Linked DNA regions of Homo sapiens: region 1 is linked to region 2. A link is an interaction called in ENCODE POLR2A ChIA-PET data of the cell type or tissue named here. Cell type or tissue: OCI-LY7. All regions are shown on one strand. Each heading gives the region's core, and the rest is flanking DNA. Links, peaks and the distances in the headings are about the cores only.

Region 1 (7,027 bases), core at 2,028-7,027, 97 kb before region 2:
CACTGCAACTTCCACCTCCTGAGTTTGAGTGATTCCCCTGCCTCAGCCTCCTAAGTAGCTAGGACTACAGGCATGTGCCATCACGCTCAACTAATTTTTGTAATTTTAGTAGAGACAGAGTTTCACCATGTTGGTCAGGCTGGTCTTGAACTCCTGACCTCAGGTGATCTGCCCTCCTCAGCCTCCCAAAGTGCTGGAATTACAGGCGTGAACCACTGTGCCAGGTCTTAAATGGCATTTTTAAATCTATCTGGGATTTATTTTGTGTGGAGTGTGCAATAGAGATCTAAGTTGATTTTTTCTAAATACCTAGAACAATTTATTCATTTATCTATTTATTATTTATTTATTTTGAGGCAGGGTCTCACTCTGTCACCCAGGAGGGAGTGCAGTGGCGTGATCACAGCTCATTGCAGCCTCAACCTTTTCGGCTCAAGCAATTCTCCTGCCTTGGCCTTCCAAAGTGTTTCAATTACAGGCATGAGCCACTGTGCCTGGCATTATTTATTAGTTAATCCACTCCACTCTATTGATTTGGGATGGCTTCCTTTTTTTTTTTTTTTTTTTTTACTTTTTTGGAGACAAGGTCTCACTCGGTTGCCCAGGCAGGAGTGCAGTAGCACAATCACTGCTCAGTGCAACCTTGACCACCCAGACTTAAGCAATCCTCCCACCTCAGCCTCCTGAGTAGCTGGGACTATCAGCATGAGCCACCATGCCTGGTTAATTAAAAAAAAAATTATTTATTTATTTTAAATTTTGAGACGGAGTCTTGCTCTGTCACCCAGGCTCAAGTGCAGTGGCATGATCTCAGCTCACTGCAACCCCCGCCTCCCTGGTTCAAGTGATTCTCCTGCCTCAGCCTCCCTAGTAGCTGGAATTACAGGTGTGTGCCACCATGCCCGCCTAATTTTTGTGTTTTTTTTTTTGAGACTGAGTCTCACCCTGTTGCCCAGGCTGGAGTGCAATGGTGCCATCTTGGCTCACTGCAACCTCTGCCTTTCAGGTTCAAGCGATTCTCCTCCCTCAGCCTCCTGAATAGCTGTGATTACAGGTGCACGCCTCCACGCCTGGCTAATTTTTGTATTTTTAGTAGACGGGGTTTCACCATGTTGGCCAGGCTGGTCTGGAACTCCTGACCTCGTGATCCACCCACCTCGGCCTCCCAAAGTGCTGGGATTATAAGCGTGAGCCACTGCACCCGTCCAGGAGTGTCATTTTTTTTAATTAAAAAAAATTTTTCTTTTGAAACACGGTCTTGCTTTCACCCAGGCTAGAGTACAGTAGTGCGATCATAGCTTACTGCAGCCTTGACCTTCCTGCCTCAAGCAATCCTGCCACCTCAGTCTCCCAATTAGCTGGGACCACAGGTACATGCCACCACACCTGGCTAATTTTTACTTTTATTTATTTATTTATTATTTTGAGATGGAGTCTCGCTCTGTGGCCCAGGCTGGAGTGCAGTGGCGCGATCTTGGCTCACTGCAACCTCCGCCTCCCGGGTTCATTCGATTCTCCTGCCTCAGCCTCAGGAGTATCTGGGATTAAAGGCACATGCCACCACGCCCAGCTAATTTTGGTATTTTTAGTAGAGACTGGGTTTCATCATGTTGGCCAGGCTGGTCTCGAACTCCTGACCTCAGGTGATCTGCCTGCCTCAGCCTTCCAAAGTGCTGGCATTACAGGCATGAGCCACTGCACCCGACCCTGGCTAATTTTTTATATTTTTGTAGAGATGGCGGGGGGTTCTCCCTATGTTGCCCAGGCTGGTCTTGAACTCCTGGACTCAATCAACCCTCTCACCTCAGCCTTCCAAAGTGGTTGAATTACAGCATAAGCCACTGCACCTGTGCAGGATGTCCCTTTTATCATAGTTAAAATCATACATGAGATAAAAAATTTTTTTGAAACAAGGTCTTTCTTGTAGCCTAGGCTGGAGTGCAGTGCTACAATCATAGCTCACTGAGGCCTTGAACTCCTAGGCTCAAGGTCTCTTCCCGTCTAAGCCCCTGAGTAGATAGGACTAGAGGCACATGCCACCACACCTGGCTAATTTCTAAATTTTTTGTAGCAATGGGGTCTCACTACGTTGCCCAGGCTGGTCTCAAACTCCTGACCTCAAGCCATCCTTCCAAAGTGTTGGGATTGTAAGCATGAGCCACTGGGCCCAACCTCGGATGATATTTAAAATAATGTTGTCCATTCATTTCTATGGCTTCTGAAAAAAAAATAAAAACTTTGTCCAGTTTCCAACAAATTCTGTTGGGATATAGATTGGGATGGTTTTAAAATGCCAAATGAATTTTGAATGGATTGACATTTGGACAGTATCAAAGTCATAGCTTGTTTTTCAGGCATGTAGTATGATTTACGTTTGTTCAAATTACCTTTTATTATCCCTTAGTAAAGTCTTTGTACTGTATTGGGATGTCATCTTCTCATTTCTTTTTCTTTTCTTTCTTTCTTTCTTTTTTTTTTTTTTTGAGACGGAGTCTCACTCTGTCACCTAGGCTGGAGTGCAATGGCGCCATCTCAGCTCACTGCAACTTCTGCCTCCCAGGTTCAAGTGATTCTCCTGCCTCAGCCTCCTGATTAGCTGGGATTACAGGTGTACACCACCACACCCGGCTAATTTTTGTATTTTTAGTAGAGACAGGGTTTCACCATGTTGGTCAGGCTGGTCTCGAACTCCTGACCTCATGATCCGCGCGCCTCAGCCTCGCAAAGTGCTGGGATTACGGGAGTAAGCCACCATGCCCGGCCTATCTTCTCATTTCTTAACATTCTTTGGAAATACAGTGAGCAAACTAGCATTTGAGTCCCTACTATCCTGATCATAAAGTGCTTTAAAATGTTTTTCCATTTAATTCCCACTGACTGGGTGCGATGGATCATGCTTGTAATCGCCGCACTTTGGGAGCCTGAGGCAGGTGGATAACCTAAACTCAGGAGTTTGAGACTAGCCTGGCCAACATGGCGAAACCCCCTCTGTACGCCGGGTGCGGTGGCTCACGCTTGTAATCTAGCACTTTGGGAGGCCGAGGCGGGTGGATCACGAGGTCAGGATCGAGACCATCCTGGCTAACACAGTGAAACCCCGTCTCTACTAAAAATACAAAAAATTAGCTGACCGTGGTGGCGGGTGTCTGTAGTCCCAGCTACTCGGGAGGCTGAGGCAGGAGAATGGCATGAACCTGGGAGGCGGAGCTTGCAGTGAGCCCAGATGGTGCCACTGCACTCCAGCCTGGGCGAGAGAGCGAGACTCTGTCTCAAAAAAAAAAAAAAAAAAAAGAAAGAAAAAGAAAAAAAGAAAGAAAGAAACCCTGTCTGTACTAAAAATACAAAAATTAGCCAGGCGTGTTTGCGGGCACCTATAATACCAACTACTCAGGAAGCTGAGGCAGAAGAATCGCTTGAACCCAGGTGGCCTGGTCCTGTAGTCTTAGCTACTTGGGAGGATCGCTCAATGCTCAGGAATTTGAGGTTAGAGTGAGCTAAGATACCATTGCACTCCAGCCTGGGCAACAGAGCAAGCCTGTCTCAAAAACAAACAAACAAACAAACAAACAAACAAAAAAAACAGACCGGGCGCAGTGGCTCACGCCTGTAATCCTAGCACTTTGGGAGACCGAGGTGGGCGGATTACCTGAGGTCAGGAGTTCGAGACCAGCCTGGCCAATAGGGTGAAACCCTGTCTCTACTAAAAATACAAAAATTAGCTGGGCGTGGTGGCACATGCTTGTAATCCCAGCTACTCAGGAGGCTCAGGCAGGAGAATGGCTTGAGCCCAGGAGGCAGAGGTTGCAGTGAGCCGAGATCCTGCCACTGCACTTCAGCCTGGCCGACAGAGCAAGACTCTGTCTCAAAAACAAACAAACAAACAAATAAACACCATCGACCAGGCACAGTGGCTCATGCCTGTAATTCCAGGATATTGGAAGACCAAGGCAGGTGGATCCCTTGAGCTCAGGATTTCGAGGCCAGCCTGGCCAATATGGTGAAACTCTTGTCTCTACAAAAAATAGAAAAATTAACCGGGTTGGCTGGGTGCAGTTGTTCATGCCTGTAATCCCAGCACTTTGGGAGGCCAAGGGGGGCAGATCACCTGAAGTCAGGAGTTTGAGACCAGCCTGACCAACATGGAGAAACCCTACCCCTACTAAAATTACAAAATTAGCTGGGCATGGTGGGGCATGCCTGTAATCCCAGCTACTCGGGAGGCTGAGGCAGGAGAATCGCTTGAACCCCAGAGAAGGAGGTTGCAGTGAGCTGAGATCACTCCACTTCCAAAACAAAACGATAGGGCTGTTAATTTAGGTGGTGGTTACACGGGTATTAACATGTGTAAAAAATCACTGAGTTGTACATGTAAGATTCCTGCACTTTTTGTATTTTATTATGTGTATGTTAAATCTTAAAAATAAAAGCGGAGAAAAACCTGATGGCTTCCTACTCCTCTATTAGGTAAAGTAAGAATCTGCTCTGGTTTGGTTTCGGAGGAACTGTTTCCTGGTCCTTGGATCTACCTGGCTGAAAGCACAGTGCCTGGTACAAACTAGGCTCCTCCCCGATTTTGAATTAACGAAGTTCAGTGACATCGTCATCCTATTTTTTTTTTTTTTTTTTTGAGACAGGCTCTCGCTCTGTCACCCAGGCTGGAGTGCAGTGGCACGATCTCGGCTCACTGCAACCTCTGCTTCCCAGGTCCAAGAAATTCTCCTGCCTCAGCCTCCCCAGTAACTGGGATTACAGGCGTGTGCCACCAAGCCTGGCTAATTTTGGTATTTTTAGTAGAGACAGGGTTTCACCATGTTGGCCAGGCTGGTCTCGAACTCCTGACTTCAAGTGATCTGCCCGCCTTGGCCTCCCAATGTGCTGGGATTACAAGCATGAGCCATCGCGTCCGGCCTGTCATCCTATTTTATCTCATCTCCTCCTCCTCCCTTCCCTGACCATCTTCTCTGGAGTAAAAGATCTTTGCTCTCAATTTTGGAACACTTACAATTCCTTCAGCCACTCTTGTTAGGAAGATATAAGGGAAGAGAGCGAGAGACAGGAGGCAACTCAACGGCCAAACAGGTTTATTCACAGGAATAAGCCTGCAAGGAGTTCCAGTCAGGAGTCTGGCTGAGACCCTGATCGCTTACAAGCTGAGGCTTTTATAATATCGTTTCTATTGGGGAGAGGTCGGGAAGTGCTGGCTGATTGGGACTGTTGGGGACTTTGTTAGGCTATGTTACCTTCTGTTGAAGCTATGGGCAGGGTTAACATTTGCTCTGTTTCTGAGAACACAGTCATCATTGTTGTAAAATAGCATCACTACTGTTACTCCTCACAACTCTTAACTGGGATCAGTGAAAACCATTGTTGTTGAGAACTCTTATAGAATTTCTGAGCTCTTATCTAAATCATCTGTTGAGTCTTCACAATGATCTACCAGGCTGGTAGGAAACGGGAGCTCATAGAGATTAACCAAGGTCATACAGTTAGAATGCTGTGGGTCTAGGACTAGAATTTGATATTTACTCCAGGCCCCGTCTCTGTCCCCAACAATCTAACCACAAGTTAAAATTCCAAATTGTGGGCTGGGCGCGGTGGCTCACGCCTGTAATCCCAGCACTTTGGGAGGCCGAGGTGAGCGGATCACGAGGTCAGGAGATCGAGACCATCCTGGCAAACACGGTGAAACCCCGTCTCTACTAAAAATACAAAAAATTACCCGGGCGTGGTGGTGGGCGCCCGTAGTCCCAGCTACTCGGGAGGCTGAGGCAGGAGAATGGTGTGAACCCGGGAGGAGGAGCTTGCAGTGAGCCGAAATCGCGCCACTGCACTCCAGCCTGGGCGACTGAGCGAGACTGTTTCAAAAAAAAAAAAAAAGAAAAAAAGAAAATACTGTGTGTTCCTACAACACCTTTCCCAGACTGTGAGCAACTTGGGAACAATGATTATCACCTTAGTGTTCGGTGTGTTTTGTAGAGGAGGGCACTCACTAAAAACTGGTTTGTTGAATGCAACCACTTAAGAATTGGACATGCCGTGCCCAGCCCCTAAGGGGCGCTATGCTCGTTCGTCCAAGGAGCAGCGTGACCAGCGGGAGGGAGTAAGTCGACGTCCCCGGCATGTGGGGCGGGGAACTCCACTGGCCGGCAAGCGAAGCAGCAGGCGAAGACCACGCCCCCGCCGGCCGCGCTTGCGCAGCCTTCGCTAGCCCCGCCCCGTCCTATTCGGGCTCCCGCCTCTGTTCAGGTAGGAGGCGGTATGCGGGGGAGGGGAGTCACCTGAGGGCGGGGATCTCAGGTCTTGGGGAGCCATTGTTGGCGAACCCCAACTTCCGATACGACCCGGAGCTGTTCCTGCAGTTCCAGAGACAATTCATGGGTCTTGGGGCCACCGAGGCGCTGTCCCTGACCACCAGCACGAGACCCCTTTCTATCGCGCCAGTCCTGTGGTCTCCGCACCTCTCCAGCTCCTGCACCCCCGGCCCCCGTGGTTCCCAGCCGCACAGTAGCGTGTCCTGGGTAGCGTGAGGACCCACGGGGCTGGGCAGGTGCCACGAGCCCGCCGCCTCTTCGCCGCCCGCCGCCTCTCCTCCTCTCCCGCCCGCCGCCTGGCCCTCCCCTACCAGGCTGAGCCTCTGGGTGCCAGAAGCGCGGGGCCTCCGGGAGAATACGTGCGGTCGCCCGCTCCGCGTGCGCCTACGCCTTCTGCTCCAGTTGCTTTCCCAATTGAGCGGAAAAGCCGGGGCATGTTGCCGGGGCCCTGGGCGGGACGGTTGTGCCCTGCAGCCCGAAGCCCGCCGGGGCACCTTCCCGCCCACGAGCTGCCCAGTCCCTCTGCTTGCGGCCCCTGCCAACGTCCCACAGGTTGGAAACCAGACCCTGCAGCCCCCAGCTAGCCCGAAGGAAGCCCAGACTGACGTCGCAGGGTAATGGGGACCCAGAGGTAGCTCTGTGGGGCCCCATCAGGACCTCAGCCCTTAGCGGGGCTTTCTGTGTGACACCGTGGGACCTGAACTGGGGAGGTCCCC
Region 2 (9,208 bases), core at 1,818-6,817:
CTCCCCTTTGTCCCTCAGCTTCTGTTTCTCTCCTGCTCTTCACGAAGGTGTCCCTGCCTGCCTCTGTCCACATCTCTCTCTGTGGCATCCCTCCTGCCTCTCCCTTTTCAAGTGCACGATTGCAGCAACAAGCTGGGGTCTGTTGATTAGACAAGAACTTGTGTCCTTTCTGATATCAGGACAGAAAAGCAGAGTCCTGGAGGGTTTCGATTCCAGTGGGCTCTGCACAGATTTCTGTCTGCAGTGATGCAGTGGGTGGGTGGGTGTCAGCTTGGGTTGATCTTTGCAACTCTGACCAGGAGGCAGAGAATGGTGGGGAGGGAAAGCAGTGTGGGGCAGTTTCTTCTCCAGCCCTAAGTCATGGCTCCGGATGTGTCCTACAGGGTCCTGTCCTTGGTTCGCTTCCCAGCTCACCCTCAGAAACCTCACCCAATGCCTGCAGCTACCACTGGCATGCGGTGCTTCCCAGGAACATAACTTTGGCTCTGACTTCTCTTTCTCTGAAGTTCTAATCGAATCGCTTCACCTCCTCACTGGTCATGTCCACTTGGTATCCTACTGCCATGCCTAATGCAGTGACTAACCATGAACCATCTTCCCCAAGCCATCACCCCCTTCGTACTTCCCTGTCACTACCCAGAGTAAAAACCTTGGTGCTACGTGTGACTCCTCTCTCTGTCATCCTCCACACCTCACTTGAGTCCAAGGTGGATCAATTCTCCTTTGGAAATGTCATTCAGATCTGCTTCCTTCCCTTTGCCATTCCATACATATTATCCTAGACCAAGCCCCAGCCCCAGTGAGTCATCTCAGGCCCTCACAGTAGCCTCAGAGGTGGACTTTCCACTTGGGTTTACCACAAGTGTAGTCCCTCTTCAGAAACCAGACCTGGCCAGGTGCCATGGCTCATGCCTGTAATTCTAGCACTTTGGGAGGCCAAGGCGGGTGGATGACTTGAGGTCAGGAGTTCAAGACCAGCCTGGCCAACATGGTGAAACCCCCACTAAAAATACAAAATTACCTGGACATGGTGGCACATGCCTGTAATCCCTGCTATTCAGGAGGCTGAGGCAGGAGAATCACTTGAACCCGGGAGGTGGAGGTTCCAGTGAGCCGAGATCGTGCCACTGCACTCTAGCCTGGGCAATAGAGTGAGACACTACTAGACCTGGGCCTGTCCTGAGCATGACTTTCTTCTCCTCCTCCTCACCCTCCCATTTTTCTTCTTCATTTATTGAGCACCTGTTATGTACTAGGCTTGTCATATATGCTATCTCTTTTAATCTTCACAATAAATCCTAAGGTAGTTGTTATCGCATTTTACAGGAGAAGAAACAGATGCTCAGAGCGGTTAATTTGCCCAAAGTTCTACAGCTAATAAGCAATAGACCTGGAATTGTAGATCAGATCCAGATCTGTTGAGTTCCAGGGTTAGTGTTTTGTTTTTTTGCTATACCAGATTGTTCCTTGTATCACTCTTCACTCAAAAACCTTCTGAGCCTTTCTATTTTCTTCTTTTGAGGCTCATTTTGATCTGACTCCATCCCACCTACAAAACCATTTATTCTTGCTACTTCTCAGTGTGACATGGATTGGTACCAAGCGGAAGAACATTTGCATACTTTAGGGTTTTGTCTCCATCTCTTTCCTGTTAAATATTTTTATTAACAGCTTATATGAAAATATAGTATCACATTTCACAGATATAACCCTTGAGGGATAGTAAACATTGAAAGATAAGGATCCAAGAATCATCTCCATGTATAGAATGGTTAGGTAAACCTAACAGAATAAAGTGATCAGAGATCTATGTAAGACCTCAGCAATACACAGTGGGCCAGACATGGCTTAGAAGAAGTTCAGGTGAAAAAGAATCCGGGGTTTTAGTAAGTTCAGTCTAAGACATCAGCACTGGTGGGGCAGAGGGGATAGGGAGAAAGAAAAAGGGACATCAAGCTGGGTGCGGTGGCTCACATCCGTAATCCCAGCACTTTGGGAAGCTGAGGCGGGCAGATGACTTGAGGTCAGGAGTTCCAGACCAGCCTGGCCAACATAGTGAAACCCCGTCTCTACTAAAAATATAAAAATTAGCTGAGCATGGTGGCAGGCGCCTGTAATCCCAGCTACATGGGAGGCTGAGGCAGGAGAATCGCTTGAACCCGGGAGGCTGAGGTTGTGGTGAGCTGAGACCAACCGCGCCATTGCACTGCAGCCTGGGCAACAAGAGTGAAACTCCGTCTTAAAAAAAGAAAAGAAAAAGGGACATCAGGCCGGGCGCGGTGTCTCACGCCTGTAATCCCAGCACTTTGGGAGGCTGAGGCGGGCGGATCACCTGAGATCGGGAGTTCGAGACCAGCCTGGCTAACATGGTGAAACCCTGTTTCCACTAAAAATACAAAAAATCAGCCGGGCGTGGTGGCGTGCACCTGCAATCCCAGCTACTTGGGAGGCTGAGGCAGGAGAATCACTTGAACCTGGGAGGCGGAGTTTGCAGTGGAGCCGAGGTCACGCCATTGCACTCCAGCTTGGGGAACAAGAGCAAAACTCTGTCTCAAAAAAAAAAAAAAAAAAGAAAGAAAAAAGAAAAAGGGACATCAGCATAACATGACTGCCAGGAGCAAATCCAATGTTAAGTCACGTTACTGGAGATATGGTATTTGGAATAAAGGAGAAGACAGATAATCTTGCTTTATTGTAAGTTGGCCAGGTGTTATGATGGGAGCCATTGTTTTGTGACCTGGGAATGTTTAGGCAAAAGTAAAGAGTGGATCGTGAGGTCAGGAGTTTGAGACCAACCTGGCCAACATGCGGAAACCCTGTCTCTACTATAAATATAAAAATTAGCTGGGCGTGGTGGCGGGCGCCTGTAATCCCAGCTACTTGGGAGGGTGACGCAGGAGAATCCCTTGAACCCAGGAAGTGGAGATTGCAGTGAGCTGAGATTGTGCCACAGCACTCCAGCCTGGGCAACAAGAGCAAGACTCTGTCTCAGAAAAAAAAAAAAAAAGAAAGAGTAGGGACCACTAAAGCTCAAATACCTGAAGGGCTATCATGGGGAGGAAGAATTAGATTTACAGTGTGCACCCCCAAAAGGTAGTGCACGGACCACCAGGAGATAAGAGATTATCTCAAAATGAAGTTTAGTTCCGTGGAGACCACTGGTAGATGAAGTTCAGCTTTGAGGAAGGAAAAACAGATGTCCATAAACGGAGTGAGCTGTCTTGGGAGTAACAGTAAGCTCCCTGTTACTAAAGGTGTTCAAGAAGACGCTGATGGACAGGGGCCGTGGCTCTCGCCTGTAATCTCAGCACTTTGGAAGCCCAGGCGGGTGGATCACGAGGTCAAGAGATCAAGACAATCCTGGCCAACATGGTGACACCTTGTCTCTACTAAAAATACAAAAATTAGCTGGGCATGGTGGCGCACGCCTGTAGTCCCAGCTACTAGGGAGGCTGAGGCAAGAGAATTGCTTGAACCTGGGAGGTCGAGGTTGCAGTGAGCTGAGACCACCCCACTCCAGCCTGGTGACAGAGCAAAATTCCATCTCAAGAAAAAAAAAAAAAAAAAAAAGAAGAAGATGCTAATACACTGCTGGCCAGAGATGTTGGCAGGGAGGTAACCATCAGAAAGAGTTTGAAGGCTGGGTACAGTGGCTCACACCTATAAGCCCAGCACTTTGGGAGGCTGAGGAGGGAGGGTTGCTTGAGCCCAGGAGTTAGAGACAAGCCTGGGCAACATGGCAAAACCCCAGCTCTACAAAAAATACAAAAATTAGCGGGTGTTGTGGTACGTGCCTGTAGTCCCAGCTACGCAGGAGGCTGAGGTGAGAGGACCACCCAAGCCCAGGAAGGCTGAGGCTGCAGTGAGCCGTGGCAACCGCACTCCAGCCTGGGCAACGAAGTGAGACCCCGTTTCAGAAAAAAAAAACAAAAAAACAAAAAAAGAGAACTTGAACTAGGTAGTTGGTCTTTGAGATTCACTCCCTTCCTATTGACATTAATCCTGCTTTTGCTCTTTCCCTGCCCCTCACCGAGCCCTCTGTGTGACTCTGTCCCTGGCCTGTCTTTCCAGCTCCAGGTCAGTTTTCTCTTTCTCCACCAGGTCTACCTGAGGATGCAATTTGCACTGACTGCATAAACTTCATATGATTTAATTACTCAGCATCTTTTTTTTTTTTTTTTTTTTGAGATGGAGTCTTGCTCTGTTTCCCAGGCCGGAGTGCAGTGGCGTGATTTCGGCTCACTGCAATCTTCGCCTCCCTGGTTCAAGCGATTCTCCTGCCTCAGCCTCGCAAGTAGCTGTGATTACAGACGTGCATCACCACGCCAGGCTAATTTTTTTTGTATTTTAAGTAGAGATGGGGTTTCACCATGTTGGCCAGGCTGGCCTTGAACTCCTGACCTCAGGTGATTTGCCTGCCTAGGGCTCCCAGAGTGCTGGGATTACAGGTGTGAGCCACCGCGCCCGGCCTATTCAGCATCTTTTATTGTTCTCTCACTGTCCCCATCTTATAAGCCCCTTGAAGGCAGGTACCTGTATTATTTGTACAATGACTAGTAAGGATAAGAACTTGGGGCTGGGCAATATAGTGAGACAACCACCTCTGGGGAAAAAAAAAAAAAAAAAAGCAGCACCCTAGTCCCTGCAGATAAAGCAGATGTATTCCTGAGGTTGTGAGACCCTACAGGAAGACAGAAGCATTGGGCTTATTCCCTTATCTCAGAGCTATGTCTTTTTTTTTTTTTTTCTTGAGACAGAGTCTCGCTCTGTAACTCAGCCTGGAGTGCAATGGTGCGATCTTGGCTCACTGTAACCTCCGCCTCCCAGGTTCAGGTGATTCTCCTGCCTCAGCCTCCCAGGTGCATGCCACCATGCCTGGCTAATTTTTGTATTTTTAGTAGAGACAGGGTTTCATCATAATGGCCAGGCTGGTCTCAAACTCCTGACCTCATGATCTACCCGCCTAGGTCTCCCAAAGTGCTGGGATTACAGGCATGAGCCACCGTGCCCGGCAGAGCTATGTCTTTTAAAAACACTTCCTGATTTGGGATTTCAGAGCTGAGATTACAAATGCCTTAGGAGTTAGAATAGGTTGGCCTATTTTTGAGATGGAGTCTCATTCTGTAGCCCAGGTTGGAGGGCAGTGGCACGATCTTGGTTCACTGCAACCTCTGCCTCCTGGGTTCAGGTGATTCTCCTGCCTCAGCCTCCCGAGTAGCTAGGACTACAGGCGTGCATCACCACACCCAACTAATTTTTTTTTGGTATTTTTAGCAGAGACAGGGTTTCGCCATGTTGGCCAGAATGGTCTCAATCTCCTGACCTCGTGATCTGCCTGCCTTGGCCTCCCAAAGTGCTGGGATTACAGGCATGAGCCACCGCGCCTGCCTAATATTTGTATTTTTAGTAGAGACGGGGTTTCACCATGTTGGCCAGGCTGGTCTCAAACTCCTGACTTCAAGTGATCCACCCACCTCGGCCTCCCAAAGTGTTGGGATTACAGGCGTAAGCCACTGTGCCCCGCCAGGTTATAGGTCTTGACAGATGGAGAACACAAGGCCCAGGGAAGTGAATCAGTTTGTTTTAAGTCACAGAGCAGGTTTTAGATCTGGCTGGGATTGGGACTGTGCCTGGCCCAGGGCTTTGTCAACAATCCAGGGAAGGCTTTTTAGAATGAGTAAGAGAGCTACATAAATATAAACAGGGTCATGATGAGAGAGAAAAGGAGGGCCTGGGAGATGGCAGGTTCTGAGCACCCCTCCAGGCTCTGGGGGATGTCCAGATAAGGAGGCTGAGCCTGCCTTCCCAGATCGTATGGCCTCACAGGGAAATGAGCCAGACACAGGAAGAAGTCCAATGGAAAGTTGGATCAAGTGCTGCCGTGGTGTCGTGGAAAGAGTCTGGACACGGAATCAGGAGGCTCTTCCAGCTATCAGCACCAACCCTATGCTTTTAGGCGAGTCCTTTCACCACTCTGGACCTTCACCAAGCAGTTTCCTCACCTGAGAACATTCCCTCTCTCAAAAATAACAGTCCTATAGTGCTACATATTAGAGCAGATTAATACAGTAACTAAATATATTGTGGGCATGCTCTCCCCTCCAGCACAATCTCGGAAAGCCTCTTGCCTTCCATTAGCAGCAAGAATGAAATGTTCCCAGGACGCAGAACTGCCAGACCAAGGGGGCAGTGGGCGAGACACAGGTGACTGACCAACTGGCTTTCTCTGAGGTCCTGCCTATGACAGCTTCTCCTGGGTTTATGAGCTCTGGTAGCCCCATGCAGATGAGAGCTAAGTGAGGGTTTTTCTGTCAACAAGCCAACTATTTAATCGCTATCTATAGGATAAAGAAGGGCATGAAGATAAAGGCACCTAAGCCTCTTGTTTTACACTTGAAGAAGCTGCAACCCAGAGACAGGAAGTGACTAGGCCAAGGTCTTGTACTTTGGACTCTCAGAACAAAGTTCTTTTGGGACTTGGAGAATTAGAAATGGGTTGTTTGGGGCCGGGCGTGGTGGCTCACGCCTGTAATCCCAGCACTTTGGGAGGCCGAGGCGGGCGGATCACAAGGTCAGGAGTTCAAGACCATCCTGCCTAAAACGGTGAAACCCCGTCTCTACTAAAAATACAAAAAATATTAGTTAGCCAGGCGTGGTGGTGGGCGCTTGTAATCCCAGCTACTCGGGAGGCTGAGGCAGGTGAATGGCGTGAACCCAGGAGGTGGAACTTGCAGTGAGCCGAGACCGCGCCACTGCACTCCAACCTGGGTGACAGAGCGAGACTCCATCTCAAAAAAAAACAAAAAACTAAAAACCAGAAATGGGTTGTTTGGGTCAGGCATGGTGGCTCATGCCTGTAATCCCAGCACTTTGGGAGGCTGAGGTGGGCAGATCACAAGGTCAAGAGTTTGAGACTAGCCTGGCCAACACGGTGAAACCCCATCACAACTAGTAATACAAAAATTAGCCAGGCGTAGTGGCACATGCCTGTAATCCCAGCCACCAGCTACCAGCTACTTGGGAGGCTGAGGCAGGAGAATTGCTTGAACCTGGGAGGCAGGGGTTGCAGTGAGCAGAGATCACGCCACCGCACTCCAGCCTGGACGATAGAGCAAGACTCTGTCTCGGAAAAAAACAACAAAAAAAGCATTGTTTGGGAACGCCGCCTTAGAGGCCTCTCATAACAACTGGTGGAGAGCCTTTGGTGGGATGCTATTTTTTTTTTTTTTTTGAGACAGGGTCTAACTCCAATTGCCCAGGCTGGAGTGCAGTGGCACGATCTCGGCTCACTGCAGCCTCGACCACCCCTGACTCAGGTGATTCTCCCACCTCAGCCTCCCAAGTAGCTGGGACTACAGGAATGCGCCACCATGCCTGGCTAATTTTTTTTTTTTTCGTACTTTCAGTAGAGACAGAGTTTTGCCATGTTGCCCAGGCTGATTTTGAACTCCCAGACTCAAGCAATCCACCCACCTCAGCCTCTCAAAGTGCTGGGATTACAGGCATGAGCCTCCACACCCAGCCTCCTATTCTATCTTTAGAGCTCTAGTGAGATGTACTGTTTGCCTGGACAGAACCATACCTGATGCTGGAAGTTCCAGCTCAGACAGTTGGTCCCTGCAGGAAGCTTCCCCAAACTCTCAAGTCTGGGATTGGTGTCCACTTCCCCTAAATGTGCCCACACTGAATTGAAATCACCCACTCACTTGTTGTCTGACCCCCACTAGGCTGCAGGCTGTGTGAGGAAAAGGACAAACATCTATGTCACCAACATGTACCAACCTAGTGTCTAGTCAAGTGCCAGGCACATAGCAGGTCCTCAATAAATATCTGTTGGATGAATAAGTAGGTGGGGTTGGTCAGAGAAGGATTCCTGAAGGAAAAGACTTTTTTTGTTTGTTTGTTTGTTTTAAGAGACAAGGTCTCATCTGGTTTGAGTTGGTGTTTGAAAAAATAAATAAAGAGACAGGGTGTCCTGGTGTTGTCAGGCTTGTGTGCCCAATCCCACCATGATCAGCACCAGAGTTTCAATCTGTTCCATTCTGACCTGGGCCAGCTCACCCTTCCTTAGTCAACCTGGCGGTCTCCCACTCCTAGGAGGTCACCATATCGATGCTGAACTTGGTGTGGACACCCATCAGCATAATGCATTGCAGCCCAGAACTCCCGGGGTCAAGTGATCCTCCTGCCTGCTAGCTGGGACTACAGGGCTTGCCACCGAGCTGGGAGAAAAGGCAACTATTGAGGTATCACAGGGTACAAGGAGGACAGAATTGTCCCCAATTGGGTGAACTGCCCATGCAAAAAGAAGTCTTGAAAGGAAAGTAGTGGGAAATAAGGACAGGGAGAAAAGTAAGGCAATTGAAGGGGAGGGGGGGAAGGAGCCCTTCAAGATGATTGGCTTTGCTAATCAGGGAGGGCTTTGGGTAGATGGGAGGAAGGGTCTCAGCCATGTTGGGGATAAGAACACCTGGAATCCCTCAAGTGGAGTCTTTTTACAGGGAGGGTCCTAGAAATCAGCTTGGCTGGAGGGGAGAGAAGCTGAAGGGGGTTGGGGTAGCTGGTAGGAGCTTTGAAGCCTGGCTGGTTTGTATTTGATGCTGGGGTCTGGAGGGAATGGGTGCTCTGGGAAGGCCTGAGGCACGGAAGGAAAAGGTAGGAGCAACTTCCTCCTACAGACCCTCTCTATTAGATGGAGACCCTGGGAGGACAGGGCCTGTATCTTCTGTTTTTTTCCTACCCTCCTCCAGGTGTTTGGGACCCACAAGTAGAGCCCCTAGGGCAAGGATCTGGAATTGGCTGAGGCAGCCTACTGAGCGGGATGGTGTGGCAGGGACTGTGGGAGCTCCCTCCTTCCATCAGCCTTCCCAGAACGATCTCCTTCCCTAGGAAGGTGCTGTTCCCGCAAGAGGCACACTCTACTGTCGTCGCCAGTGTTCTTCTTCCGCGAATCCCCATGTGAGCGTATTTTTTCCAGCGGCTGCTAAGCCAGATTTAGCCACCAGGGGGCAAAAAAGCAGCCCTTAAGGTCAGTGTCCCTCCTCTTTCCCCACCCACACACCTGAAGGCCAAGATGGGTGGTGCCTCACCTGGCGCTCCATTCGAGCGCAGTAGCTGCGTTAACCCCTTCCTGCCTAGTCTGCGGTATTCCCTCGGCAGAGTCATCCACAGCAGAGTTGAGGGTCACAGAGGACGGGGGAGGGGCTGT

Evidence for each region. ChIA-PET counts read pairs that join two places held together with the same protein. Peaks named below come from ENCODE experiments on the same cell type or tissue, not always from the same donor. Only the 100,000 strongest peaks of a DNase experiment are listed, where the experiment ranks them.
Region 1: POLR2A ChIA-PET joins it to region 2 with 8 read pairs; 10 of 35 experiments call an interaction of 5 or more read pairs at or near these places.

The regions. Positions count from the first base shown.
Region 1 is chr11:119,030,068-119,037,094 of GRCh38, reverse strand. It overlaps SLC37A4 (solute carrier family 37 member 4), which reads left to right and starts at 6,218. Exons shown (of 10, transcript NM_001467.6): 1 at 6,218-6,246. RefSeq lists silencers at 944-1,098, 6,604-6,763. In OCI-LY7, for the core only: a CTCF peak has its summit at 6,032; DNase peaks (open chromatin) are centred at 6,114 and 6,604; H3K4me3 peaks cover 920 bases; H3K27ac peaks cover 471 bases.
Region 2 is chr11:118,930,231-118,939,438 of GRCh38, reverse strand. It overlaps the pseudogene RN7SL688P. Among named protein-coding and RNA genes, the nearest start is that of BCL9L, 8.9 kb to the right of the region's middle. In OCI-LY7, for the core only: no CTCF peak of the experiment used is centred there; a DNase peak (open chromatin) is centred at 3,873.